Regions from separate parts of the Homo sapiens genome. Here all the other regions are linked to region 3. The links are chromatin loops, found by intact Hi-C in ENCODE. Cell type or tissue: endothelial cell of umbilical vein. All regions are shown on one strand. Region 1 overlaps LOC105377407 (a long non-coding RNA gene). Region 2 has its middle 56 kb from the start of SPRY1. Region 3 overlaps AFG2A (AAA ATPase AFG2A). Region 4 overlaps LINC01091 (long intergenic non-protein coding RNA 1091). Region 5 overlaps LINC01091 (long intergenic non-protein coding RNA 1091). Region 6 overlaps LOC105377406 (a long non-coding RNA gene).

Region 1 (5,000 bases), 990 kb after region 3:
AAATGTGTGTTAGAACTAGGGCAGCAAGAATGGAAACAGAATTTAAAAAAATCACTGTTACGGCAGCCATTCTGAAGATACAGAGGGATGATCAACTTAAAATTTAATAATCCCTATGGCTTTGGCAGTTTATTATATCAGCAAGGGTTCACATGTACGGTATTGTTTAATATTATAACTGCATATATTGTTATTGCAAAGAATATTAGAATATATTATACCTATTTTAAAAATTTGTTATATTCACTTTAATGAATTAATTCCTTACAAAAAAAGAATTACTAAATTGATCATGTTCAATGATTTTTCTAAGTAAGTCTAAGAGTATTTGACTGATTCTTCATTGCTTTCCTAAAGGATTTACTCTGTCAAGTCATATAAAATATAAAATTTCTTTAGTTGTCAGGGTTAGTTCAGATTCTTTACTCTGTATGAGTAACAGATTGCAGTGTGTTTGTTCTTCATACCCATTTGTTTGTAGTGTACATGTGAAAAGTATTAATGCATAATGAGAAATAGTACAAGTACTTTCTTTTGCAGGTATCTTGATAATTTAAGAACTTCATAGGTAAATGAAGATTTAAAATATTAAAATTTGGGGGAAAATTAAATATACATTTAATACATTTTATTTACACAGTATTTGAATATATTCTTCTTACAAAATATATTTTCAAATTATCTATAAATCCCCTCATATCATCACCCTCAATCCTGAGTTCTGGGGAAAAAAATCAGTTTACTTTCTCATTATTTGTATATATAGATTGGACCATATGAAATTGTCTTCCTTGTAGATTAAAAATAGGTGAATATCAGCAATTTCATGTGTTTCAATGTAGCATTTTAATATTTGCATTTAAAAAATAAATACCATTATACTCTACTTATCTAATAGAATTTGAGTTTTTGATCAAATGTCTTAGAAAACAATTCTTTTAATTAATACATGATATCCTGAGGCATAAAATAAGCCATTCTCTCAATAACTAACCTTTGGGTTGTGCTACTTTTTTCACTGTAACTTATTTTACATATGTCCTTGAACAAATGAGTAAGTGTTTCCCTAAGGTAAATTCTAGAGGTAAAACTGTTAGGTCCAAAAGAATACACATTCTTTTTACTAGTTATTGCCAAATGCCAGTTCCTATTTAAAATCTCACCAAAATGTGAAAAGCAAATGACCTTGCTTTTCTAAAACCTTACTACTTTATTTTCCTGTTTAATTTTTTGTCCTCATAAGTTAAAAGATAGTTGTTTGTTTTAGTTTATGTTCCTCCTATTATTAGTGATATTAAGTATCTATACTGTTTACTTAGACACTCGTGTAAATTGTACACACACACGTCTCTCTTACCTAAGAAATCCAAGACTTTTAAATATGAGCATTTTCTAAACATTCCAAACAGTTATGTATAAGGAGGAAATGGCTCCTACATGTAATGTCACTACTTTTACAGATGATTTAAGCTGTTCAATTCTTGGCAAGTGTTATTTTCAACCTTCCTTCCCCCTTCCTCATATAGGATCAGTTATAATTTATCAGCTCAGTAAGAGTTTCAGTCTTAAATGTGTTTCCTAAAGATGACTTATTTCTTCTTTAAAAAAAGGACTTTTTACTCTGGGCCAGAATATAATGACTGAAGTTTATATTCACCCTGTATTTACTTTAAAATGAACTTTTTATAAATTTTGATAACTTTTCTAGAAATGCATTAACATGGAGATGTAACACAAACTTTCTGACTCAAACCACTTAGACAGGCAGGTTTGGCATCCTCCTGAAACTGAATAGGTATGGAAACTGTGCTTCTTGACCCCTAAACATTCTATCTCAAGTCTGTCTGTTGCTAGTACAAAGACAGGGGCTTCACAAATTTTATACCTGAGCCAGGCTTCAAAACTGGCTGGGAAAATGGAGTAAGAGTGACCTTTAGTGGCCACTTGGAGTAATCACAAAGTAATTTATGTCTCAAGGGGACGGATGGACATTCTGTTTGCATGACTTCTTAACACAGCAATGTAATAAGTTGGAACTGGCTAACCATGAAACATTTATTTGACTTTTTATGTCACTCTATTCTAACAGAAAATCAAAACCCTATGAGTCAGTGTTCAGACAGCTGAAAAGGTAAATTTTTAATTGGTAAATGGAAATCTAGTCACACCTATTAAAGTGACTTTGGGGCTTCAATGCCTAAATCCGCTCACAAACAGATTTGGAAAAGTACCATTTAATTGAGGCAAAAATCCTTTGCTTTCCATGGGTTGATAAAAGCCACCTGGCAGTCTTTTGAACCTCAGAACTAAGCAGCAGGGGGAGGAGTTATGTATTAGCACCATATCTGATCTTAGAAAAGAAAGACTCTCTCCCAATGAGAATGAAAGTCACTATTAATGGGAATTAAATGTTCAAAACGTATATTTTTCTTTTTGTCAGGAATATTAGTGCTTACTTCTTTTCTATAATTCCACCTTAAGATGTAGAGAGCATCTCCATAATTAAGACATTTCACTCATAAAACCTAGGTATTGCTTTCTTAAATACATAGTTTCTCTCCAATAGAAGCACTTTCTGGTGAAAGATATATCAAATGCTTTATTTCTAATAAACCTCAAATAAAAATGTGACTAAGCAGTCAAATCAGCTAGCTCTTCTACATCCTCCTGAGTTCAATTAGCCCCTGGAAACTCAGGTGTATTTGCTGAGCTTGTTGCAAGGATAGATCCCCCAAATAGAGAGAAGCTGTCTATGCATGCCCTTTCTTTTCTCCCACATTCAACAAGTGGGAAAATACTTTCTTCTCCCATGGAAAAGGGTGAGTGGGGGCTGGAAAGAAGTCACGAGGGTGATTCTTGGGAATAAGGTTTCCTTCTACATTATTACAGACAGCCCAAATCTAAAACAACAAACAACATTTCTAAGTATACATTTGAAAGATTCTCTCCTCATAGCACACATTTGTTTTTAAAAAGCAATTACTGTCTTAGTCACTGTTAACAGGGCACATTTACTTAAAAGATTTCACAGGAGTTGTCAGCATATTTAGATCACAGGCCTTTTTTTACAGGAAAGTGCACAGTTCATCTTTAGCTGCTAATATCTCAGAATATAGAATTCAAGACCAGAAATGATTGAAAAAGACAAAGATGATGTTTATATACTGGTAAGGAAACAATAAAGGAAGACATAACCATCATGAGGATGTATTCCATAATAAAACCTCAAAGTATATAACGTCACAACTAACAGAAATGCATGGAGAAATAGATATATTAACCATTGTAGTTAGAGATTTTTAACATTACCTTTCAGAAACCAAGAAATCAAACATAAGAAAAAAAGAAAAAAGGCAAACATAGCATATGTAAAAAACATAATGTGCAAGTTTAAACTATTAGATATTTATACAGCTGTAAACCTAACAAAGATAAAATATGCATTTTTATTATAAATTGATAATTCATAAAAATTGACTTCTACTATTGCTCAAAGGAATCTTCAATAAATTCCAAAAAAGCAAATAACATACTGACTAGGTTCTTTGGCCATAATATTATAAAATTAGAATGTAGCTAACAAAATTTTGTATTTATAAAAACAATAATATGTGTTTTAGATTTCAAAAAGGAAATAATGAGGAAAATTATAAAATATTTAAAACTTAAAGAAAATGCATGTATGACATAAATGGTACTTAAAAATTTGAGCTTTAGAAAGTAACATTCTTCAGGAAGTAAAAATTAACTCAAAAAAATAAGAGAGAAGAAAATAATAAAGAGCATTATAATCAAGAACTTGCTAGTAAAGTTGCATACTTATATACAGGGTAAATTATGGGAAAAAGTATTAAATGTCAAAAAGGTAGAAGAAGAAATAAAACACTCAAACAGAACAGTGCAATTGAACTGATAATCAAAGTGTTAGAGCCTCCCACAACTGCTCAAACCCAGATTGTTTTATATTTGACATTAATCAACATTTAAGAAATAGTTATTTTTTATATTATATGTGTTTCTAGAAATGAGAAAACTGCGAAAGCTGTCCACCTTATTCTACAGGGTTAGTAGAATCTTGATTTCACAACTAAGCAAGAACAAAAAACAGTAAGGATATTATTGGGATATTTGCCTTAGAAACCTAGAGGCAAATATCCAAAACAAAATATTAAATAAATAAATCTAACATATTAAAAAATATACCAAAATCAAATGGTATTTTTAATCCCAGAAATGAGAAGATGATAAACATGAGAAACTCTTTCAATATTAAAGCTCTCATTAATAAACTGAGAAAGAAAATATGAGGATTTTAAAAGATGCAAATAGTAATTTGATAAATTTTAACATATTTATAATAAATAATTAGAAATGTAGAAATAAAATATTCCCTAATTTGAAAGATATTTTATATCAAAGTACCAGTAAATAGCATCCTTAGTGGAGAAGCTTAAAATATTTCCTTTAACATCAAGGGTACACATAAAACAAAGTTATCCTCTATCATTGCCACTATTTAGCATAAGACTAGGTTTCATTCAACACTCAAAGAATTTAAAAAGAAGAAATAAGAGGTGTAAGTCCTCAAGGAAAAGAGGACTATATTATGTTCATACAGTATGATTACCTATAAAGAAAAACCAAAGGAATCATTAGAAAAAAATAGAATAAGAGCATTCAGCAAGGTTTCTGGGCACAGGATTGACTAAGAAAAAAAAACAGTAGCATTTATCTGTTCTACTAATAAGCAACTGAGAAATATAAAGTGTTCATAAATTTACTTAATAAAGAATATATGATACTTCTATGGAGAAAAAAATCTAAATTTCAGTAGAATAATGTGCAAAGAGTTTAAGAGACAGTTCACAGATGAAGATTGCAAAAGGTTAAAAAGTAAATGAGAGAGGCTCAAGCTCATTGGTAAATAAAATGCAAATAAAAGCAACAATTGTAGATGTAAAACTCTATAGAATTTTACCATCAGTTTAGCAGAATCTTGA
Region 2 (5,000 bases), 210 kb after region 3:
GGCAAAAACCCATCTCTACTGAAAATACAAAAATTAGTTGCACGTGGTGGCGCATGCCTGTAATCCCAGCTACTCGAGAGGCTGAAGCGGGAGAATTGAACCCGGGAGGCAGAGATTGCAGTGAGCCAAGATGGCGCCATTGCACTCCAGCCTAATCAACAGAGCAAAGACTGCGTCTCAAAAAAAAAAAAAAAAACAAAAGGACATACTTTTTTTAGGCATATGCATATGCTATTGCACACTTAATAAACTACAGTATAACATAAATGTAACTTATATGTGCACTGGCAAACCAAAAAAATTCATGTGACTCTATCATGATGCTTGCTTTATTGCTCTGATCCAGAACTGACCCCTCAATATCTCTGAGGTTGCCTATATCACAGTTCACATTCTTCTTTTTTGTTTCCTTTTTATTGCTAGTTCGTTTCTTTACCATGGTCTTAACTGGCCAGTCCCAGTGGACTGAAGATGAATTCTATTAAAAAGAACACTGGGGAAGAAGGCAAAGGAATTTTGGCAAAATCACAAAATGGGGATAATAATATACCAATTGGAAGGGAATACTCACCCATCTCGTGGGGGTGCTGTGAGAATTAATTAATGTTTGTAAAGGCCTTTGAGTTCCGTGGAGGGAAGGTGCCACCACAGTGCTAAGCATTATTGTGAAGGGATTATGTGCACAAATACAATACCAGAAGCCAGGATATTACTAAAAATAAAGCAGAACTTTCTGTGAGGAAGGTAAGGAAGGAAATGCCTCCTTGAAAAAAGGCTGAACCGTCTTTTAATACAAATGCTTAGGCTACCCGGTAATGGAACAGCAAATCTGAGATTCTATTGTAAGTAAAGGATTATGTTTTCTCGGCATTGTCAAGGTGCTGTGGAACAAAACAAAATGACTGCTTTACGCAAAAGAAGGTTAGAGTCTTTGAAAAAGAGATTAAGAGGATGTTTGGCTATTGCGCTGCGTAGTCCATCCAGGAGGAAAAAGGCAACAGCAAAGGCGAATGTTTGTTTGCATTTTGGGGGAAGGGGTTTTAAAAATGGGAAAAATGGGAACTGCTCCAAATTAAAATAATTGTTGGTGGTTGCTCCCAATAAATCTAGTAATGAAGATTAAAGCTTGTTAGAATCCTACACCCATTTTTCATTTGCTTTTCTCTCTAAAAAGTTCTTTATATCCTAGGTTTAAAGTAGCAGAAGAAATATATTCTTGCTTATGTATTTACAGAGAATGATCGCATTAACATTGTTAAACAAAAAACAAAAACAAAAACAAAACAAATAAAAAACTCTACTTTGTCCATATTATAAGTAATGCATGTTACATTTAAGGAGTGGATTCTACCGTGTTTTTGAAGTCCCTATTAGGCATTTAGTTAACAAAACTTATAGCAGAAATGGGAACGAAATCCCTGTCTTCCTTTTCCTAACCCCCTTCTTTCTAACCCTTTCCTCTCCCCAACCCCCTTATTAAAACAAGGTCTGTGGAGTCTGAAGCAGATTAGCAAATAGATAAATCCTTTAATGTCATGGAATACTTTCCCCAGTATAAATGGGATTAATCTGCCAACCCAGCAAATTCTACATTTCAAACACCTCAGCTGCATAATAAGCCATTTCCCCAACCCCCTAATTTATGGCACAAGGGTCATTTGATTTTAATGTTTGCACTGGTTAGACTTTCTTTCTCCAGTCTTCCCTCCCACGGCATCTCCAGCTCTCTCCATTTTCTACCTTTGAAAATGCTCCTTACATAGCCTTTAGAAAAGCATCAAAGGGTACAAACAATAACCTGTGCTTCACAGAGAAGCCGGAAGACGGAGAGGATGTGGAGCCTAAGCTGCCTTCCACTGGGCCCAGCAAGTCCCTCTCCAGAGCCTGTGAGGTGGCCATGTTGGGAGCTTTGGCCTGGGTCTGGCCACACAGCCCTGGGTTTGAGGATCCAACATCATGGCCAAACCCAGTACTATACAGCCACCAATACCTGTTTCACAAAATGTTTACTGTAATGAGGAAAAACACAGGCCCTGCTTAGACACTTTAAGAGCTAGAAATGGCTCTGTGTGAACACAGAAGGGAGGCAGTGCAGTCTCTGACCCTAGAATTAGAACTGGGTATCTGTGCACCATTGCATTCAGTGACTGGCCCAAGGTCACAAAGTAGGAGGCGGATGGCTTGCATCTACCAGGTTGTCAGCCCTCCAGGGCTGTACTGCACCTCCCAAGCCACACTGCTTCCTTTAGGAAAGTATGGCCACGCTGCTCTCATTCAGCAACCCCAGGAGAAAAAGACTATTTCAGGGCTATTTACTCAAAACCATTGGGTAAATTCTGACTCACATTAACGTTTCCCTTTACACACCCTTTGAAATCAGAGCAACATGAGTCACCTTACTGTTCTATCCTCTTGGTTGGTGACCAAAGGGAAATGCTTCATTTTAAGAAGTAAGTCCTCGTGGCTGTTGTCGGTGAAGCTCTGAGAGTCACAATAAGGCCGGAACACCCCTGCAGTTGTGAGCCCAAAATGTCCTTACGGCACATGGGCCAGAGAGTCTCCTCCTTCCCGAAACAGGGTCTTCGCCAGGCCTTTATATTAAAATAGTAGAAACAATGGGATAAGAATGAGAATGTGAGTATATTTCTAAAAAGCAGTCATGAAGATTTTATTTCGAAACAGCAAAGTAGCATAACGAATGAACTACAGCCACATGCAGATGGGTGAATCTTAGCAATGTAATGGAAACGAAAGTCGCAAAACATATACTACACGATACCTTTTATACAGTTTAAAGTAGCTAAAATGTTTTAAAATACATGCAGTTTAGGACTGCAATAATCTACATCGACAGAAAAGCTAGGAAAACCAGGATGCTGCTGGGGAGGATGGGGTGAGGTTGCTGGGGGAACATGTCATTAGCTCTGACTTATTTTCCAGACTGACTTTTGTTTAGGAGATGGGCTCGCAGATGTTTATTATATTACTAAAAATAAATCAATAACTGAATATAAGTTGGACATCTACAACCCAATGATGACAATTTAAGGATCATAATTAAGCCAATTAATACACACCAAATTGAAAACAAAACTGACGATTGTATTAGTTTACTAGGGCTGCTGTGACAAAGTACCATCAGCCAGGCTGATATGTTTAAAATACAAACTGACCATAAACAAAATAATAGATAGCTTACATAAAGGTAAAATAAAAAGCACAAACATTGCCCCCAGAGCATGATATATAGTAAATGTTGGCCTGACCTGGGGTAGGTTTGTGAGGTAATGACCTCCTATGCTTTGATGAAGCTTTATGGCTCATCTAACTGAGGCTCTCACCTCTAAGTTCAGTCATGCCTCAGTGTTTGAGTAGAAGGAACAGATGGGACATGGGTTAGTGGCTAAAATCAATTTCATCACGTCGACGTTGGTATCCTAGCTCTCTCCTACAACCAAGTCTCTTCCTCTTTTCCAAGGGACGTTCATTCCTGCTTCTTTCCCAGTTCCCCAACAACTGGCTTTCCCGTCCTTGAACTGAACTGTCTCCATGGCTGAGGCCCCACGCCAGCTGCTCCAGATTCTTTGTGCCACCATCTGCCTGGCTGGACTTCTACAGCAGTTACCCTTGACTTCTTTTTAGAGGTTCACTTTTGAATTTTTGGGCTAAGTTTAATTTTTTTTTTTTTTGAGACAGTCTCACTCTGTCACCCAGGCTGGAGTGCAGTGGCATGATCTCGGCTCACCACAACCTCTGCCTCCAAGGTTCAAGCTATTCTCCTACCTCAGCCTCCCGAGTAGCTGGGACTACAGGTGCCCACCACCACACCCAGCTAATTTTTGTATTTTTAGTAGAGATGGGGTTTCACCATGTTGGTCAGATTTGTCTGGAACTCCTGACCTCGTGATCTGCCTGCCTTGGCCTCCCAGTGGACTAAGTTTAAACCTGAGTTAATGGTATTATTCTCCATCTATCCCTTCCTTATACAGATTTATCTCCTGGTTTCATACCTATTTTGAGATTCATGGCAGAGAATTATGGAAATCTCTAGTAACACATTTCTGTCTTTAGTCGCATGCCCAGCATTTGAACCTTGCCTTTCTCTGTGAGTATTCCCAGAAAACCATCCCAACAGTACATAGTTTGGCCTTTATAACTCCTGATCCTCTCTGAGCAATCGTAGCCAGAAACCAGACCATTGCTTTAATTAGACTGGAGGAAATAGAACAACCAGAAGTTTTCAAAGATTACAAAAGAGATTGCTAGGGAGGCTTAAAGGAAGACAGATAACAGATATCTTCTCAATAAAGGATGAGACGGGCCAGGCATGGGGGCTCACGCCTATAATCCTATCACTTTGGGAGGCGAGGTGAGAGGATCGCTTGGAGCCAGGAGTTGGAGACCAGCCTGAACAACATAGTGAGACCTCATCTCTATAAAAAAAAAGTTTAAAAATGTGCCCAGCATGGTGGCATGTGTCTGTAGTCCTAGATACTCAAGAAGAGGTTGAGCCACAAGGATTGTTTGAGCCCAGAAGTTCAAGGCTGCAGTGAGCTATGATTGCACCACTGCACTACAGCTTTGGTGACAGAGTGAAACCCTGTCTCTAAAAATAAATAAATAAATACAGAGACAGTTATCAGATGGGCATGGCTTGGTAAAGTAGAATTTATTTTGCTGTATGAGGCACTCTTGGCCTTCACACAAAGATGAGTAGTCACTCCCCGAGTTAGTGTGACACTGTCTGCTGATGTTGATCAAGATGGATACATTGACTTGTTTACTCTGTGTCACATACAGTCATTCCATGACAATCTTCAAAATGCCACCGCGTATAGGCTCAGGATTAGATAGGACATTCTTTTAATGAAAGGACATAGGATAGCCTGAATTCACTGGGTGAACATATCTAGAGTCAGGGCAGGGACCACGGTGGTGAGAACAAGCACACCAGGAGGGAGCCAAGGCCGGGCCTCGGCTTTGAGCCTGCAGCACTGGGA
Region 3 (5,000 bases):
ACACCAACATGGCACATGTATACATGTGTAACAAACCTGCACGTTGTGCACATGTACCCTGGAACTTAAAGTATTAAAAAAACAACAACAAAAAAAACCATGTTCTTATTGGACCACTGCATACCTGACATGTATTTCATTATTTGGTGAATATGAACTTTAAGAGGAAATTTCTTTATTATGAAGTTTTTTAAAACTGAAATTACAGTGTCACAAAATAGTTAACTTGGGTCAGAGGCATTCCAAATGATTTGCTCTGTAAGTGAATGAATGAATTGAAATCTAACTTCGAGTATTATACTTCTTTTGACAGAAATTATTTTACAAAGAAAATGTAACATAAAATTAAGAAATTATTATTTCTCTGGTTTTGTTTGGCGATTCTAAAACAATCACCAGGAAACATATTACTTTTCCATGAGTTCTTACGAACACCTTTACCTTGGGTATATGAAAATGGCCTGCTCTTGAGTTGGATGCTTTATTCCAGATGTGTTCACATAAACAAAGTATGGAAAGTCTATACTTGTATGTATAGGAAACAATGGGTCAGCTTTGAAATTTTTTATGAAATGTACATAGATTTTTCTAGACACGTACAGAAAAATGAGAAGTCGTGTCTAGATGGAGCCATCTCTTGAGACTGGACATCTCCAGTAGAAATTTGACTTCTAGCTAGAAAGACAGTATCAAATTGTTCTCAAATATTAATTTATCATTCTTCTTTCAGGGCTTCCAGATGAGCTTGGAAACTGATTTACAGAGATAATTAAGACCATTTGCCATGAACTTCCTTATGTATCCCCATCATTAACAAGACATAACTTGGCTCTATTATTATCTGCTGCTCCTTTCCTACACTGTCAGAGAAGGACATTTTTTGCCTAAAGTTAATTGTTCCATCTAGTTTCTGTAGCTCATCTCAATTTTAAAAATTTTAGCTCCCTAGTTTCTCCTCACAGACCAAATATATTAAAAGTGAACTTGTGAAAGTCACCAGTGACTACTGAACAAAATTTAATGGTTTCCTTTCTTACTGTGTTCAATTCCATAAATTTTATCCTGCTGAGTACCTGTATCTTGAAACCCTGTACCCTATTAGCTTTGATGACATGACACTTTTCCCTTCTGCTGACTCTGAGTCTAGTACTCTTTTATTTCAGTGGAATTTAATAATCACCTTAATATGGCAAATATTTAAACAAAAATCTGAATCCAGTCCAGCCTCCGGTTTTGTTTTATAATTCAAAATTTGAAATCTCAATTATTTTATCTCAATTTCTTTTTTCTGCTCTATTACCATTACTCTTCTGGTTGAGTTATTTCCTTTATTACTGCCATTGCCTCTTGACTCGTTTCTCTGCCTTCAGTCTCTTTCTCCACCATTTCATATTCATTCTGTTTTATAGTATTCTTCCTAAAGGAGTGATATACTGTTAAGGAACATACAGGGACTCCTTGTTTGCCTCATCAAGTCCAGCTCTTCATTCTGGCTTTTTCACTTTGCAAAAGTTGCCCATACCCCATGCAGCATCTTACCATTATAGTATTTTCTGTTTTCACTGAACATTTACCTTTTATCTTGGCAATTATGTCTTCTGGTAGTCATGTGATATGCACGTACTATTATACATTCATTATTTTCTCCAGGCTTTTGCTTATTTTGTCTCCTCCTCTTTCATCTAAAACCATGCTCATTACTTTTCCTTGACTGCCTGTCTTAACAGCCTTTTCCATGAATTTTTTATTTTTGAGGTTTTGTTTAGTTTTTACTAAATTGGCTCTACAAATCTTTTTTCTCTAGCTTACTTGTCTTCTGTACCACCTAGCTTAGTTCTTGATGTTCTCTAATAGTTCATGTGTTCCAGGTTTTTCCTGTCTTTCTAATAACATGTAAGTATCTTGAGGTCAGAGAGATTGATACAGTTTGGCTGTGTCCCCACCAAAATCTCATCTCAAATTATAGTTCCCATAATCCCCACATGTCATGGGAGAGACCTGGTGGGAGGTAATTGAATCATGGGGGTGCTTACCTCCGTGCTGTTCTCATGATAGTCAGTGAGTTCTCATGAGATATGAAGGTTTTATAAGGGGCTTTTCCCCTTTTGCTCTCATTCTTCTCCTTCCTGCCACCATGTGAAGAAGGATGTGTTTGCTTACTTTTCCACAATGATTGTAAGTTTCCTGAGGCCTCCCCAGCCATGCCAAACTATGAGTCAATTAAACTTTTTTCCTTTATAAACTACCCAGTAGCCTTGGGTATGTCTTTATTAGCAGCATGAGAAGGAACTAATACAGAGATCAAATCATATTTTTGATAGCCGTCAGATAATAGTTGTTTCATGAATTTTGCCCGTTAATTAAAAATAAGACTACATGGCCAAGTGCAGTGGCCCACACCTGTAATCCCAACATTTTGGGAGCCTGGGGCAGGAGGATCACTTAAGGCTAGGAGTTTGAAACCAGCCTGGGAAACTTTGGGAGACCTTGTCTCTACAAAAATTGAAAAATCAGCTGTAGCCCTGGCTACTCAGGAGGTTGAGGCAGGAGGATTGCTAGCTAGATCCTAGAGGTTGAGGCCTATGGTGATCCGTGATCTTGCCACTGCTCTGTAGCCTGGGTGACAGGGTGAGACTCTTGTCTCTAAAAATAAATAAACATAAGACACAGAAGCTAAATATTTAAATCTCTTTAGTTTTCACAGGAAGTCAATAATGAAACCAGGATCTGAGTAGAAACAGTTATTTTAAAATCATAATATCACAGTTTTATCATATCAGTTTTTATAGTTGTAAAAATTTCACATCAGCAGAGGGCAGTCAAACCATAGTTCATTCAACTATCTTATGGGAAATTAAAATTTTCTCTGTGTTTTTCTGCTTAGGACACAAGCTGTACTTTATATAATCAGTTTGTAAATACATTTCAAAGCTCTTCAGTTGGTAAGCTGATAGAATTGTATTACTGTTTAGCCACGGAAGGTAAACAGTTTTTTTTAATAAATTTAAATAAAAGGAATTAATTTTTTTAGATCATGAAATGCTTTATTATTTGGTGTTTTTGATGGATGGCCACTTTACATAGAAATTTGTTTTTTCTGCCTCAGAAGCAGTATTTCTGTTAAATTGCCTGTTATTAATTAGGCTATTTTTTATTCAAAAATATTAACTTTTATGGAATACCTTTATTTTCCCCTATGAACTTGAGAAAAATGAGTTTTTATTAGAGGCTATAGTATAACACTAACTAAAATGTAGTTTGGAAAGTTTTATTGAGTTTTTCTTCCTTAACCTTTTCTTTGGCTGGCTGCAAACAACTAGTGATAATGTGTTTTTAGATGTGCTTATTTTCACCTCTTCCTCCTGGAGGTTAAGCTAGTACTCATTAAGGAAAAAATACAGTTTATACTAAACAGTGTTTAACATATACTGATGGTATTACTGTATTTCCTGTTTTGTGTTCACAATGAGAAGATTCTGAAAAACTGTCTTTGTGTAAATACTTTACTGACATACCAGACAAGTATAATCTTGTCTGCTGGTAGGCAGGAAAGAGTGATGTCCTGGAATGTTGTTGAGAAGGAAATCTCTTTGTGTTCCACAAATGATACCCTTAAACCCTTTAAGAATATAATTTTAAAATGACAGCTCTGAATTTGCTTTTCCTTCCGTTTATTAACTTTTCATGCGTTTAAGTTCAGAAATGCATTTAGTTGGGAAAAAAACCATTGTGTCTGAGAAAGAAGTATCTCCCTGGTAGTTTGTGGGAAATTATTGGTAGAAGTATCTCAGGGTAAACATAAAAACAGATTTAATAATTGTTGCTTTTTGTTTTCTTAGTTTAAACTTTTTCTGATACTTGAGTCAGGCTTTTGGTAATTCTCTACAGGCTTAAAAAAATGCAGCATCTCCAACAACCATCCGAAACATCTACCCAAGAAGTAATTTGGGGAGATTGTTGTTAGAACACAAATTTTTTTTAAAGTTAGAGTTGGAGTTTTTAAATTTTATTATTTAATGTGAGTCATTAAGACATATGAAAAGCTGTTGTGTAGTGTTAACATTGAATATTCTAGTGAATGGATTTTTATATACTTAATTATTATAGCTGAGAGTTCACTTAAAATTATACTGATGTTTCTGTTCAGTGACTGAAAAAAAAATGATTATGGTTAAACCCTTAAATAATTGACAAAACAGACATCACAGACTAGACCTGTGTGTGATTTCTGGGTCAGTGGTTCTTTTTCTTCTTCTTCTTTAGTACTCCCATCATTATTACTTACAGTGATTTTGTACTTCAGCTCTCACTCTAAAACCCAGCAAAATGGAGAATTATCTGTAAGAGTCTCCAAATACAAGGTTTAAAATGCTTGTTAATAATTTTCAAACTTTAGAAAAGTATTATATGCTTTTTTTCATCTTGAAGTTCTTGCATTGTTAATGCATGTCATATGTTGTATCCTTTGTTAAAGTATTTGCTTAAAAATATGTGGGACATTATCCTTCATATAGACCTGTTTTCATAAATCTGCTCTGATGAATTCTGAAATATGGAGGCTACTGCATTTTCAATTAAAAATCTTAAAGGCAATACTTTAAGACAAAAGAGCTAAGTAATTCAAACAAGTATTAACTAATATGGTAGTTTCATGGTATCAGAAATTCAGATTACTTCTGTGCCATCCCTTAGGCCACATGGTAAAAAGTATCTCACTGTCACATTAGTTGGGTTCTCATTCAGGTCAACAAGAATTAGGAGATAAGGTAATAGCTCATCCCTGCCGTTTAAGAGCATAACCCATAAATTGCAGCTATCATTTACATCCCATTGGCTAATCTTAGCTACAAGGTAATATTCAGCTGCAAGAGAGGCTGTAAAATAAATATATTCTCTATTTTGAGGGGCTGGGATTTAAATTTGGCTTTAACTCAGGGGTTTCATTACTAAAGAGAAAAACTAACAGTCTCTGCGATTACCTGTTAGCACCATCAGCTGTC
Region 4 (5,000 bases), 710 kb after region 3:
TAGAGTGATACTTTCACAATTTTTTAGATTTCTTTTTGTGATAGGATATTCTTTCTTTCTTTTTTTTTTTTTTTTGAGACAGGGTCTAGCTCTGTCACCCAGGCTGGAGTGCAATGGCGTGATCTCAGCTCACTGCAACCTCCACCTCCCAGGTTCAAACAATTCTCCTGCCTCAGCCTTCTGAGTAGCTGGGATTACAGGCGCACGCCACCACACCCAGCTGATTTTTTGTATTTTTAGTAGAGACAGGGTTTCGCCATGATGGACAGGCTGGTCTCGAACTCCTGACCTCAAGTGATCTGCCCACCTCGGCTTCCCAAAGTGCTAGGATTACAGATGTGAGCCACCATGCCTGGCTGTGGTAGGATACTCTTGAAGTTATTTAGGACGTGTTTAATTAAAGACAATGGCATGCAATGTGTATCTTGTGGAGTCTGAGCAAAAAAAAATAAGAGACACTGATATTAAATTTTATGTATAAGTCTTCTGTATTTAAATACAGTGATTTAATAAAATCTGTTATTTGGAGACGGAGAAGTATTTCATGTATTTTCATTTTAGACATAAAGGAAATCAACTCCTTTGAAGTACCAAAATTTATAACTTAAATTGTTTTGATATAAATATACCTAAAACATATTGTATAGTTCTCTGGATTCTTATACAGAATGCATCTTCTCCCTGCTGACCCAGGGTCAACATTATACACATCCATTATTGTTCTGTGTGATATTATAATGTTCTGGGGCCTCTTTCCTAAATACCCTGACAATCATGCTGCTCTTTTCTCTTGCTGTGAGCTGACCAGCTGTGCCCCTGCCTGTTGCCAGCACGCTCCCCTCTCCTAGATCCCTGTCTTCCTCTAGTGCAGTTTTTAATTCATCGTGGCCTGGGAATCCAGATAACATAGCTAATTAGAAATGATCTAAATGTAAGAGTGAATGCCCCTGAGGGAGCATCTGTGGCCTTCTCTGTGAGTTTCTATGGGGATCTCTCCTTTGCGTTAGATGCCGTAAGCGTTAGTGTATGGATGGCAGACCTGTTTTTCCTTTGCTTCTCAACACTCAATTAGATCCGTGTAGCTAATGAAATTCATGAGAGCATGCAGCAAAATTCTGTATAGGAAGGTTTTTTTTTCCTTCTTTACATAGTTTCCCATGTTCTAAATTAGTTGTTTTAATGTTATCTATGTGTTTTTGTTTCATTTTAGGGTATCAGTGGGATAATATTAACTGCCAAAATAATTCATTAGTTGTAAAGCTCCATCCTGGCTAAACTGTGGATAATGTGCCTCTTAGCTTAGACTGCTGAAAAGTCATTATGGTCAATGACTGACCCACAGCCACCATGTGAAAAACCTGGGTTTAACTAGAAAGTAAAAACTGCTGGAACAACCTGATTGTGCCAAGAGGTAGTATGTTAAATCTATGTAGAAGTAGCAGAAGTTACAGGAAAAAAGCCAGTGATTACCAGGGTGTCACATTGTTTATGAACCAGGTTGCTGAGTCTTTGAATCTGGAGATGATAATTTAAGTCAAAATTTCAAGAGTAGGAATTCTGAGGTCAGAATCAATAGTGTAGTTGGGTATAAGTCATTTGAATAAAAAGCCGGCTTTTGAGCTTGACCCCTTTTCTCTCAGTTCCTTTTCCTAATTATCCTACTTTTCTCAAAAATGTCACTCACAAACTCTTTTGCTGTGAGAGTTAATGGTGAGGTGCATAAAATACACATACAAGTTTCAAAAGTGAAGTATAAATAGCCATAGCCTTTCAAAGTATTATTCAGGTTTAGGAAAACAAGTGCCTTTACACATCATTCGAGCACCCGAGGATGATTCTACCTGCAGATGGGCCTTTAAATAAGTGTGAGTTTGCTGCTGCTTCTCAACTCCCAGTTGGATACTGAAAAAAAAGATCTTTCTCAATTTCCTGTTCTTGTGCGTTATTAAAATCCTTCTGTTGCCCCCACTGCCACCCCTGCCTCTTTCTTCTTTTCCCATCTTTTTGTGTGGAGGATGTTATCCACAGTTCCCAGCAGTGATGATGCATTTGAGTCAGGAGGATGAGATTGTGACCCAGATACAGTGCATGAGAAATGAGTGATGGGAAGAGAGAATGACATGACGGGGGGCGGAGGGGGGGGAGAGGGGGGAGAGAGAGAGAGAGAGAGAGTGAGCAGTGGTGAAGGGTTATGAGTTGTACAGTTATTTCTAGCTTTGAATGGTTTCCAAATCTCATACATTCACAGACAACCTCGCCAAAGCCCACAGCTGTCATGCATTTTCAACAGATTCCACAGGGCCTAGATGAGGTTTGAAGGCATTCCTTTGCTCTTACACATTAGCTAAAAGGAATTACCGTAACATCTGATATTGTGGAAGTGGGACATTTGCCATCCTGACCTTGCCCAAAGCAGTCCGGAAATAGGAGTCTAAGAATGTATTATCTCATATGGCCCCTAAAGGTCACCAGGGGCCTGTCGGTGGCATTCTGAGAAAATCCAAGCACCCAATATGCTCTGCATTTGGAGAAACTGGGCTGCTTTGTATGGGCACAGTGGGCAGACACATGTTCCCATTGCTCGTTGGATGTTTGTCATAGGAAAGGCATGTTCCACTGGAGAAATTCCCAGCTGTCAGTAATGTGCTGATATACCACAGCCAATCATCAGAGGATGAGCCAAATAAACAGGATGTTCACAATGTGTGTGATTGCATGAGTGTGTAACAAAACTTCTGCCCATTTCACAGCCTCATAATGGGATTGACATGCATTGCTTAATGCATCTGTCTGTTTAGGATAGAAAGGCATAAACACCATGGAAACCATGTGTAAGAAAGCCCTTTCTTTGGCTATATGGGCTGTTGATATGATGGGATGAAATCTGGTATAAATTGGGAAAGAACATTGCTTTAATATTATGAGTTTACTTGCTGGGAAGTGCCTTGAAGTCATCCAAACACAGATGAGAAGGAATAATCAGATAATCAGTAGCTATTGAGAGTTAACAAAAGGGGCTGAGTTGATATGAATATTTTTACATACCAGTGGCGTCATCTTCATTCTTTCTTCTTGTAAGACACTCATTAGTTGAATTATTTATATAAATGTACAGAAATGAGTCAAAGTTATGTCATTGCCCTTTTTGTTTGGATATGCTGCTACTGTTAACAATTAGTTTCTAAATATATTCCCGAGGCAGCAATTTGGGAAGGGGGAGTAGTGGTTCCTTCAACACTCATGTGTAGATAGGTTCTTGGAAAAATAACATCAGGTATCCTGTTAAGTGTCAGACCTTTTACTTCTCTGAGCATTCAAATCCCCTTTGCTCAAGGTGGCACATCCATTCATGATAATAACAGTAATAAATAAGATTTATTGTACATTTCCTGTTTGATGGTACTGAGCTAAGCCTTTAACATGCATTAACTCTTTTAATTCTCACAAAACATATAAGATTGATACTATTATTATTACTATCATAATGATAAGAAAACCAGCATTCAGAGAAGATAGTAGGCTTTTAAGAAGGTAGAGTTAGTGACAGAGCAAGCTGGAACATGTATTTGAGTACTGAATCCATGCATTTAACCATTTCACTATGTTACCCTTGTGTGTCCCTGCTCTATGTGAAATTTGATTCTATTACAGTCTCTGGTGTTAATTATTTTATTGCATTGAAATGTGATTTGTATTTCCTTGAACAGGACTAATGCACAAATATAATTTTGGTATCCTAGGGTCCATCTGTATAGAATATTTCACCAACCTAGTACAGTTGAGGAACATGCCATGAAGTCTTTGTAATGATTTTTCTCTCTTGTTAAGTTTTGGTCTTTTAATTGTGGTTATTATGTGCTGCTTTTCAAACATTGCCCAAGATGCACTGATTTAGGAAAAAATCATATGTGCCAGGATGCTACCTCCTAATAATATTAACACTTTCAATAGGTTTTATGGATAAACACAGCAGGAAAGAAAAGGAGCTCTGAGTGTACAGAATCTGTGTGTTTATATTGGTTTATGAGATCGTTAGAGACTTGTATTGTATCATCTGGTAGAAAGCAGTACCACATAATGGTTAGGACTTGGGCTCTAGAGTTTCACTACTTAACGATCTGTGTGACCCTGAGCCATTTCATTGATGTCTCTGAGCCCACTTCTTTCATCTGTACAGTAGGTATAAGATAATAATTTTTATAAGATTATTGTTAGGATGAAATGAGAGAATCCCTGTAAAATTCATGGCTCCTAATAAGTATTTTAAAGAATGCTCTGAAATGCCTTTCAGCACTCTTCATTGCCAATCCTTGTACTGTTTCTCTTTGAGTCCTTATCACAATTAGACATGCTGTATTACACTTGTTAAATGTCATCTCCCTAAACTAGAATATAAACTCCCCAAACTCAGGTATGTGTCCTTCTCTCCCGTGCCCTCATTGCCTAGAACAGCATCTGACACAAGCTAGGCCCTTATGAATATTTGCAGATAAATAAATGACAGCTATTTTATTATCATCATTATTATCACTATTACTATGGCTCTTATTACCATGTGTTTCAGACTCAGATACCATGCTTAAGAAAATCCTAAAAATACTGTTTAGATTTGAATAGTTACCAAGAGGCTTACGAAATATTTGATTTCTGATCATAGAAGTTTATAGGAACATCAGAGCACATTGAGTTTAACCTCTTCAATTTATAAAATAAAAGACTTAGAATACTCCAAGGCCAAGTGATGTTAATTGGTCTTACTTGAGTCAAGAATTACCAAGTGGCGGCAGGGGCGGTGGCTCACGCCTGTAATCCCAGTACTTTGGGAGGCCGAGGCGGGTGGATCACGAGGTCAGGAGATCGAGACCATCCTGGCTAACGAGACCATCCTGGCTATCATGGTGAAACCCCGTCTCTACTAAAAATACAAAAAATTAGCCAGGAGCGGTGGTGGGCGCCTGTAGTCCCAGCTACTCGGGAGGCTGAGGCAGGAAAATGGCGTG
Region 5 (5,000 bases), 650 kb after region 3:
ATTGATCGCTACCAGGGTAATTAATTTTTTTTTCCAAGATGAACTTGGGTATTGACTCAGGTTGTTTTTTTTTTTTTTTTTTTTTTTTTTTTTTAGACAGACTCTTGCTCTGTCACCCAGGCTGGAGTGCAGTGATGCGATCTCGGCTCACTGCAACCTCTGCCTGCTGGGTTCAATTCTCCTGCCTCAGCCACCCGAGTAGCTGGGATTACAGGGGTGCACCACCACACCTGGCTAATTTTTGTATTTTTAAGTAGAGACAGTGTTTCACCATGTTGGCCAGGCTGTTCTCGAACTCCTGACCTCAGGTGATCTGTCCGCCTCAGCCTCTCAAATTGTTGGGATTACAGGCGTGAGCCACTGTGCCCAGCCTTGACTGAGGTTCTTATTGCTTAGTGTAATATCTCTACTTCTTTGTTCTATCTATATGCTTTTAAATTTTTGAGTCTTTATTTAGAAAAGTTTAGTGCATGTTTTATAGAAATCATTTTCATTTGGAAGAGTAGTTTTAAGAATAAAATACCAGGCTTCTGTAGTTTCCTGATGTAATTTTTATTACGTTGTTAATGGTAAAAGAACAAGGACAACTGAAGTCTTTCTAATGATGATAATAAAACAGTTTTCCTTTACAGACAATTTTTTTTTTTTTTTTTTTTTGAGACGGAGTCTCCCTCTGTTGCCCAGACTGGAGTGCAGTGGTGCGATCTCGGCTCACTGCAAGCTCCGCCTCCCGGGTTCACGCCGTTCTCCCGCCTCAGCCTCCCGAGTAGCTGGGACTACAGGCGCCCGCCAACGCGCCCGGCTAATTTTTTGTATTTTTAGTAGAAACGGGGGTTTCACCATGTTAGCCAGGATGGTCTCGATCTCCTGACCTCGTGATCCGCCCGCCTCGGCCTCCCAAAGTGCTAGGATTACAGGCGTGAGCCACCGTGCCCAGCCACAGACAAATTTTAAAGGTGAACCATTTATCTTGGATAATTTTTAGTTCTATGGGCACCCGCATCGCTGAAAACAAAGCTAAAAAAAAAAAATCCCATAGGCACAAAGCCAACTTTGAAAGTGAGAACCTACTGAGCTTCAACCAAACCCACTGACAGTGCACCACAGGTGGACACCACATGGAAGGATGAAAAAATGTGATTGTGAAGGTCATGTTGACAGTTCCATGTCCATAATCTATTCTTCTTAAATTTGATCTGTGCATCTGGTATATATTTATGCATGTATTTGTGCTATAGGAGCTTAGAGTTCTTTAAGTAGGTCAGGGTTATCTGTGCTATGAAACCTCCTGCTGGGAAGAGATGGTGAGGTGGTGTGAGTGCGCTGGCAAATGCTAGTGGCCTTGGATTACACAGGGCCCTATTAGAGGAGGTTTTGAGGTTGTTTGGGGATCTCTGCATCTGAGAAGAGGATTAGTAGGAACTATACTTCAAAGAGGACCAGGAATGTACCATTTCCTATAACCTGTAAGAGCCAAGGAAAATTCTGCTGCTGCAGATTCAGTTCAGGACAAGAGTTGAAAATCACAGTTAGTACCAAGCCAATGATCCTCTGCTACTATTGCTTATAATATGCTGAGAATAAATAATTTGATAATGGAAGATTAGGAGACACATAAAATGGATACCTACATGGCTTATAGTGTAGATGAAGGTCTGTTTAAGGGCACATGATCACCTTTTTGAGCACATTTCAGGTTGGTGTCTTAGTCTGTTTAAATTACTTTTCAACAAATGTAACATCTTATTGACTTCTCAAAGCATGATTAACATAGATATCTATCCAAGTTATCATCTTTATGAATGGTGAAATAGCCCCTTAGGGAGAGCTACTATGTTTCTTATATTTTCTAGTAGAAAGTATGGTTTAGAGTCTTATGTCAGGAGGTATGGCTTGGTCTTAGCAAGTGTGACCCACAGCAAGAGTTCATAGTGGTTCTTCCACTCAGATTGGACCACTGTCTGAATGTCAAGAAGTAGCTGATTGGATTGTTTCAACAGCTTCAACAGTCCTTTCTTTATGTTGAGTCCTTTCACCATCCTGCTGACATCATCTGGTTACATTGATGGGAGTCTGCTTTGTGTTAAAATATATCACATGTAGTTTTTCTTAATTTCTTTCTTTCTTCTTCCTTCCTTCTTTCCTTCCTTCCTTCTTTTCTTCCTTCATTCCTTTCTTCATTCCTTTGTTCCTTCCTTCTTTCCCTCTGATAAACTTTCTAAAGTTGTAATTTTGTGGTTTTTCTTAACGCCATTTGTTACTCACCTAGATCTGCCATTTGGTAAACGTTCAATATTGGGCCACTTACTAACCATTTTGTGCCTCAGTTTTGTCATCTAAAACATGGGAAAAATAAATGCCTTGTAATGTTGTTCTGAGTATTAAATGAGCTAATACAGGTAAAACTTTTAGAACAGTACCTAACATACAGCAAGTGCTGAATAGGTGTTAGCTCTCATTTCTCGTCATATTGAACAGAGATGAGCAATTGAAAATCTGTGCTGGAATTTTGTGTCAACAAATTTATTATTCTTCTTCTACCATTTCACCAGTGTTTTGGTTTTACTACCTTTGAACACACAGGCTCAAGAGCAGATATAATCTCAAGCCATTAAAAGCATTTATTAGACATCCGTTATCCATATTATATAACCAAGGGGTTCTAAACTGTGGCCTGGTTTAGAAGTGGGGTGGTGAGTATGACCTCCCAGTAGGTGTGTTTCCCTGGCTGTACACACGCATGGGGGCACTCAGGGCTATTTCCAGATAAAATTTACATCTATGTGCCTAATGGTCCCAGGTGGACATATAGAGATGAATGTGTTGAATGAGTCTCCTGGTTTCTGGAGCTTGAAAGCTCCCTGTTAGAAGGGACTGATGATTCTTTCCATCCCACCTTATGGAATGTGAGCCTTACCCAGACCTAAATGAATGTCAGTGCTCTGTGAGCACCACCATTATCAAGCTGTGGAGTGACGTTGGCAGTGGAGGGCATGCACCTGACATAGAGAAATTTACACCCTTGGCGTAATCCTGGAGGTAACGGCGCTTCCAGAGTCACATAGTCCCTAAAGTGACACTAGAGGGCGCAGTATGGACATAGCTGTGAATTGCGCTCTGGACTTGTGAGTGACTTAGCCAATCCAAGGCTGGGCTCGATAGCTCTTTGAGGAGGTGAGGGAACTGAAGAAAAGCAAGAGGGACTGGGGAATCTAGAAAGGAGCATTCTTTGAGAGAAATAATAGTGATGATAGCTACCATTTATTGAGCACTTATTAAAGGTATGATTTAAATACATTGTCTCATTTGATCTTCACAATTATTCAGTGCAGGGCTATACTGTCTTCATAAAACAGAGGAGAACGCCTGGGGCGATGGCTCACACCTGTAATCCCAGCACTTTGGGAGGCCGAAGGGGGCGGATCATGAGGTCAGGAGTTCAAGACCAGCCTGGCCAACATAGTGAAACCCAGTCTTTACTAAAAATACAATAAAAATTAGCCGGGTGTGGTGGCAGGCGCCGATAGTCTCAGCTGTTTGGGAGGCTGATGCAGGACAATTGCTTGAACCCGGGAGGTGGAGGTTGCAGTGAGCCGAGATCGCACCACTGCACTCCAGCCTGGGTGATAGAGTGAGACTCCTTCTCAAAACAACAACAACTAAACAAAAACAAAAAACTGAGGAGGAAATGGAGGCTTAGAGGAACTCACCCAAGGTCACACAGCCTTTAAGTGGAGGAACTGGTGTTTAATCCAGAGCTATCTGAATTCAAAGACTATCTGTATTCTTAAATCTTAACCCTAATATTCTCAGTGAGGAAGGACTGAGGTTATATCTGAAAAAGAGCAACAAATAACAGCTTCAGGGCTGCTGAGGTGGGTTTCAAAAGTCACACAACTCTGAAGTATATTTCAGACCTCCTGTTCTTGGTGATTTGAGCAAAAGGTTTATTGCAAATTATTATCCGGAAACTATGTTTGTAGACTGAGAAATGGGTTTCTGTGAAACAGCATTCATCCAGAAAAGAAGTTTTTTTTCTGCAAGAAAGCAGTTAAAACAAAAACCTGGGGGAATTTGACTCTGATTTTTTTATCACTGAGTTTTCATAGATTCTGGTAGCATTGGATGTGCATATGTTGGTGAATACAGTTCCAGACTTGCGATAATAGAAGTTGTATCATACATGTTCACCCAAGAGCCATTGCTTGACAGAGGCATCTCCAGGTCTGAGATCTCAGGGGAGAGGCCTTCACCCATGGCTGTGAGAGTTGCCATGGTTGAGAACACCAGAATTCTCTCATTGTGTTGCTTGCCTGCCATGAAGCCTCTGGAAGGATATGGTGGCTGAAATAAGGCATGAGGCACAGATACAGATTTCCTGACTCAACTTCTGGTGCAGATAACATTGTTATACTACACATATTTATAATGCCCTTTTGGGTAAGTTTTCATAGAGATCATTTTCATTTTTTACCGATGCCATTAAGCTCAGTTAAGACTATTGGCAACCTTTCTCATCCTCCTCTCCCTCAATATTCAGTAACAATGGTAAGCTACAACAACCTAAAATATTAAGTAAGACTCTACAAATGACATAAACAGAATCTTCACAAAGCAAAAATAAAATTTGTTTTCTTAACAGATGGGCAGTGATTAAAAAGATGAATAACATTCAATGCCAGTAAAGGTATGGGGAAATGGGCACTAGAATTGTAAAATCAACACCTTTTGGAAGAGTGCTTTTGTATTATCTATTAAAATTAAAATACTAATTTCCTGTATCTCAGTTATTCCACTTCCAGAAATTAACCTTTTATGTCTTCCTTTACTTGTTCCTGATTTTAACGGAATACTTTTATGTTTCACCATTAAATAACTTTTGTTGAAGTTTCCTTTTCTTCTTCTTCTTTTTTTTTAGGTACTCATCATCTCTTTAAGGAAATATCTTTCCTTTATTAGTTTTTATTATGAATCAGATTTGAAATTTATTGATGCTTTTC
Region 6 (5,000 bases), 1.1 Mb after region 3:
AGCCTAAAACAGCCAAAAGAATTTTGAAAATGAACAATGTTGGAGACTTTGCACTAACTGATTTTAAAAGTTCCTATGAATCAGGGTTTCTCAACCTAGACACTATTGATGTTAGGGCTAGATCATTCTTTCTTGTGGGAACTACCCTGTGCATTGCAGGATGGTGGGCAGCATCATTGGCCTCTATCCACTAGATGCCAGTAGTATCCGCCACACCCTCTAATTGTGATAACTAAAAATGTTTCCAGGCATTGCCAAATATTCCCTGGAGTCTAAATCTCCCCCGGGTAAGAACCTCTGCTATAAAGCTACATAATTAAGACAGCTTCATGTTGGTATAAGGATAAAAATAAAGATCACTGGAACAAAATAGATAGGGCCGAAATAGACCAACACGGAATCTATTGATTTTTTTTGACAAGGTGCCACAATAATTGAAGGAGAAAGAACAATCTTTTCAACAGATGGTTTTAGAACGACGGGCTATCCATATGGAGAAAAATACACTTCAGCTGTTACTTCACAGCCTACACAAAAATTAATTCAAAATAGTTCACGGTACTAAATGTTAATACCCCAAAGTCTAAATCTTCAAAAAGAAAACATAGGAAGAAATATTTATGACAATAGACTAAGCAGATTTTTTAGATCAGACCACCAAAGATCAAGAACCAAAAAAGAAAAATTTTATGATGTGTACTGTACCAAATATATTAATTCATGTTCTTATAAAGATGGTTTTAAGAAAATGGAAAGTTATGATATCAGATAGGGAGAAAGTATTCATTACAAAGAACTTGTATCTGAAATATATATTTTAAAATTCACAATACTTACGTGTGAGCATGTATACACAATACATAATGAACTCCTACAGTTCAATAAAAACACAAGTAGCCCAAATTAAAAAAAAAAAACTATGCAAATGACTTGAAGAAACACTTCACAAAAGAAGGTAAACAAATAGCCAAAATGAAAAGTTATATAGCATCATTAGTCAAAGAACTACAATGAAATCAGTGTAATTTCGTTACATGATGAAATGCCACTAACACATTCTAGAATGGCTAAAAATAAAATAACTGTCAATACCAAGTGTCTGTGAGAATGTGGGGCAACTGGAATTCTAATGCACTGCTGGTGGGGATGAAAAGTGGTACAAGTACTTATATAACACAACCAGGCAGTTTCTAACACAGTTGATGAGCTCTTTCAACAAGACCCAGTGATTCCACTTCTAGGTATTTATCCAAAAGATATGAAAATCTATGTCCAACCAAAATAAATGATCCTGGCATAAATACTCCTAGCACCTTGATTCATAATACCTCAAACTGAAACAGTCCAAATATTAAACAACAGGTGAATGGATAAACCAATTGTGGTATATTTATATAAAGAAATTTTCTTCAGTCATACGTAGGTACTAACTCAACACGATACGACATATATAAATAGCAAAAGAAACCAGTCACAAAAGAGTATGCATCGTATAATTCCATCTATATAAAATTTCAGAACTATAAATCTATTTTGTAAAGGAGCAGGTAGGAACATTCTGGGGTGATAGAAACAGCCCATAACTTTTTACTTGGGTGAATACAATTATTGAAAATGTTTAGATTTTATTGTATGTAAATTATATCTCAATAAGGCTGTAAAATAAAAAATAAAATTAAATAAAAAAATTATTTCCCCAAATTTACACGCGACACCATTACAGAGTTAACTAGTTCTCTGAGATATAGCCCTAAGATGGTTTATTTTTGCTCCCTCATTAATTTTTGTTCTTCACAGATGATATAAAATAATAGAAAAACTTAAAAAAAATTCCTAGCAAGAGGTAATGTAGTTTTGAATTTTATTTCTTTTACAATTATGAACATTCTTATTTCCTTATTTGATGAAAACAATCAATTTTATTATCTCGTAACTGAAATAATTTGATTTCTTTAAAAAGGAACTCATTTTTATAGAGTTCTACAACAGCAAGTTGGATAAATATTTTTAATTTTTGTTTTTAGTTATTAGTATTTTAATTTCTATTTTACTATTAATTTCTATTTTTCTAATTACTATTTTAGTAATTAGAAATTAGCTATGATTATATTATAAATATTTGATGTAGCAAATATTTATAATAATCATCATAACTAATTTCTACTCACTGAGGACACATATATCTATATGCTTACACATGACTTTTTAAAAAAATAAGCAAGTAAAGAAATTTGTGCAATAATAATTATCCAGAAGCCACTTGTGCAGTGCTAGCGCAAGCATTTCGTTTTCATTGGTAGAGTTCTACTGCCCTCTCCTGGTCCCTGCATCTTGCATCAATAGGGACGCAGATGGAATCTGGAGGCACTGCGAGACTCCTTGCAAAAGTACACGGAGACTTAATGCTAGAAGAGTAATAACCTCAAAATTTTCCCCATCAGATGATCTCAATTCAATGATGTATCATATCCACTAAAGGAGAAACCTAAGTCTATATAGAGTTAGAATGAACTTCAACTTTTTAAAATGTGAGGTGACCTCAGACATTAGATACAGTACAACCTCCTTATTTTATTGAAGTCAAATTTGAGGCTCCCAAAATTGAAGTGCCTTTATCCAATTAAATGCAATGAGTCAGTGGTGAATCCAGGAATAAAATATAGCATTTGTGTTTATTCAAATGGAACTAGGCGAAAGTTCACCTCTGCTGAACGCATTATTACAAACAATTCACATTTGTAAAAAACCAGATAGCAGGGAGTAATATGAAAAACAACACATACAAATAAGTTTCTTTCCTTCTCTTATTCCTTTCTTCCTCCTTCTTTCTGCCCTGCTTCCCCTTTCCTCCCTCTTTCTCTCTTTCTTTTCCCTTTCCTTCCTTCCTTTCCTTCCTTCCTTCCCTCCTCTTTCTCTTTTCCTTCCCTTTATTCTTTCTTTCCCTTTCTTTCTCTTTCTTTCTTTTTCTTTCTTCTTTCTTTCTTTCTTTTTCTTTCTTCTTTCTTTCTTTCTTTCCTTCCTTTCTTTCTCTTTCTTCTTTCTTTCTTCTTTCCTTTCTTCCTTTCTTCCTCTGTATATCAGAACACTAATTACTAAAGACACTGGTTATAAGTTATGGTGACAGCATGGAGGAAAGGTAAAATTCCTGGGCTTTGACATTAGATGTGTGTTTTAATGCCATTTCTACCATTGATAAACCATGTGATCATCATGTAATCACACTAATGCCTTAATCAGTAAATTGGAGATGGAAATAATGGCACTATATTATACAGGGCTTGTGAGTATTAAGGCCATAAGTGCTTGGTTTTAATTATTTAAAAAATAAATAGTATGAATAATTATAAGAATAGAATTTGTGCAAGAATTTAGAGTGATTGTGTATGTAATAAGTTCACTCTAACAATGAAAATGGAATGCTAGTACTAGCACTGCAAAAGTTGCTTCTGGATAATTATTACTGCATAGATTTCTTTACTTGCTTATTTTTTGAAGTCATGTGTAAATATATAAGTATATACTAATAAACATAGCGAGTTTAATAAAATATAGGTAGTAGTGCTATCATTCCTCCTACTATGTTGCGATTTCATTTTAAAATATTATACTTATTATTCAATATTTATGTCTGGCCCAACATTTGATATGTAGTGTATTTTATCAAATTTATCCTGAAACCAAAGTAAGATCTATAAAATTTGGAAGTAGTATGATTTAAAGATATTGAGAACTTCATTCTTTTATCCAGCTCAAAACTAGTGATTCCATCATTGATATCTTAGTGGATAAAAGTCCCAGAATATCTTTGGATGAAATACTGAAAATTTCACTTTAATATCAAGTTTTGTTAGGGAGGAGGAACACAAAGCCATTTTATTTTTATTGCTGTATTGTAAACATTAACCAGGTAGCTTAAGGAAAGCAAGGCAGGAAAGGCGGCAATGGCTCTGTTGGAGTGATGGGCAAGCAGCTCAGCTCAGACCTTGGGCTATTAGGTGTGGTCTTTGCCACTGGGCGTCATTGCTTCTAAGCCTTTCAGCCAACAAAGCAAGAAAGATCATGTGTGTATACAAATGTGTTATATTTATATGTAGCTGCTATGGTCTGAATGTTTCCCTCCGCATATTCATATGTTAAATACTAATCACCACAGTGATGGTATTAGAGGGTGGGGCCTTTGGGAGCTGATTAGATTGTGAGAACAGAGCCCTCATGAATGGAATTAATGACCTTGTAAAAGAGGGCCCCGAGAGAGCTGCCTTGCCCCTTTCACCACGTGAGGACATAGTGAGATGTCTGCATCTGGGAAAAGGGCTCTCATCCATAACCTGGCCATACTAGTGCCTTAATCTTAGATTTCCCAGCCTCCCAAACTGTGAGAGAAATTTCCGTTACCTATAAGCCACCCAGTTTATTGTATTTTGTTATAGGCAACTCACATGGACTAAGGCAATGTCCGTCGGTATCTATATTAAGCTAAATATGAGTATATACTGATGTCTCAAACTAATTTATAACCATGTGGATTATCCTAGCCTCCTACCCTTGCTTATCTGTAAATTCCCACTTCAACAGTGAAAAATCTGGCTCTCATGACCTGCTATCCCTTTGGTTAACTGTTCAATTCCAGGAGCATATGTACCAGTATTAGAGCTGTTAACCTATATCTCCACAGAAAAAAGGTTGTCAGCTAGAATGGAGTGCTTATGCCCATTTCCTTCTGCCTTAAATCTTACAGACACCTTTCATTTCCAAAGATACTTAGGTCCACATCTCTTGCTCCTATTCCCTTCAGTCAGATTGTTTCATACATTTATAATATATTCTCTTATCACAGTCTGGATGCCATCTGGGCTCCCCAACCCCCTAAATGATTTGTTTTTTTTTTACTTTGCATACATTAATGTTCAATCTTTGTACTGTAAAGCTCTTTGGGTTTTGATAAATGCATAAAATCATGTATCCAACATCACAGTATTATACAGAATAGTTACACCACC

The links. A loop is a pair of places that touch in the nucleus more often than their neighbours do. Peaks named below come from ENCODE experiments on the same cell type or tissue, not always from the same donor. Only the 100,000 strongest peaks of a DNase experiment are listed, where the experiment ranks them.
Region 1: a loop joins it to region 3, with 10 times the contacts of the local background. A loop is called at or near these places in 33 of 110 quality-filtered maps.
Region 2: it touches region 3 in a loop (7-fold over the local background); 4 of 110 quality-filtered maps call a loop at or near these places.
Region 4: it touches region 3 in a loop (15-fold over the local background); 2 of 110 quality-filtered maps call a loop at or near these places.
Region 5: a loop joins it to region 3, with 2.4 times the contacts of the local background. A loop is called at or near these places in 6 of 110 quality-filtered maps.
Region 6: it touches region 3 in a loop (9-fold over the local background); 10 of 110 quality-filtered maps call a loop at or near these places.

Annotation. Positions count from the first base shown.
Region 1 is chr4:124,110,116-124,115,115 of GRCh38, forward strand. The region is part of intron 2 of LOC105377407 (a long non-coding RNA gene); the gene reads right to left. Among named protein-coding and RNA genes, the nearest start is that of LINC02516, 450 kb to the right of the region's middle. In endothelial cell of umbilical vein, a CTCF peak has its summit at 1,936; DNase peaks (open chromatin) are centred at 1,526 and 1,916; H3K27ac peaks cover 752 bases.
Region 2 is chr4:123,338,127-123,343,126 of GRCh38, forward strand. No RefSeq gene overlaps it. Among named protein-coding and RNA genes, the nearest start is that of SPRY1, 56 kb to the right of the region's middle. RefSeq lists an enhancer at 2,208-2,502. In endothelial cell of umbilical vein, no CTCF peak of the experiment used is centred here; DNase peaks (open chromatin) are centred at 815 and 2,365; H3K27ac peaks cover 3,159 bases.
Region 3 is chr4:123,124,561-123,129,560 of GRCh38, forward strand. All of the region lies in intron 14 of AFG2A (AAA ATPase AFG2A), which reads left to right. Among named protein-coding and RNA genes, the nearest start is that of AFG2A, 200 kb to the left of the region's middle. In endothelial cell of umbilical vein, no CTCF peak of the experiment used is centred here; DNase peaks (open chromatin) are centred at 2,841 and 3,511; H3K27ac peaks cover 1,160 bases.
Region 4 is chr4:123,830,228-123,835,227 of GRCh38, forward strand. The region is part of intron 4 of LINC01091 (long intergenic non-protein coding RNA 1091); the gene reads left to right. Among named protein-coding and RNA genes, the nearest start is that of LINC01091, 180 kb to the left of the region's middle. RefSeq lists a silencer at 2,207-2,501. In endothelial cell of umbilical vein, no CTCF peak of the experiment used is centred here; DNase peaks (open chromatin) are centred at 2,384, 2,634 and 3,174; H3K27ac peaks cover 3,901 bases.
Region 5 is chr4:123,769,936-123,774,935 of GRCh38, forward strand. The region is part of intron 3 of LINC01091 (long intergenic non-protein coding RNA 1091); the gene reads left to right. Among named protein-coding and RNA genes, the nearest start is that of LINC01091, 120 kb to the left of the region's middle. In endothelial cell of umbilical vein, a CTCF peak has its summit at 3,052 (motif pointing right); DNase peaks (open chromatin) are centred at 3,126 and 4,346; H3K27ac peaks cover 221 bases.
Region 6 is chr4:124,260,093-124,265,092 of GRCh38, forward strand. All of the region lies in intron 3 of LOC105377406 (a long non-coding RNA gene), which reads left to right. Among named protein-coding and RNA genes, the nearest start is that of LINC02516, 300 kb to the right of the region's middle. In endothelial cell of umbilical vein, a CTCF peak has its summit at 2,338 (motif pointing left); a DNase peak (open chromatin) is centred at 2,309.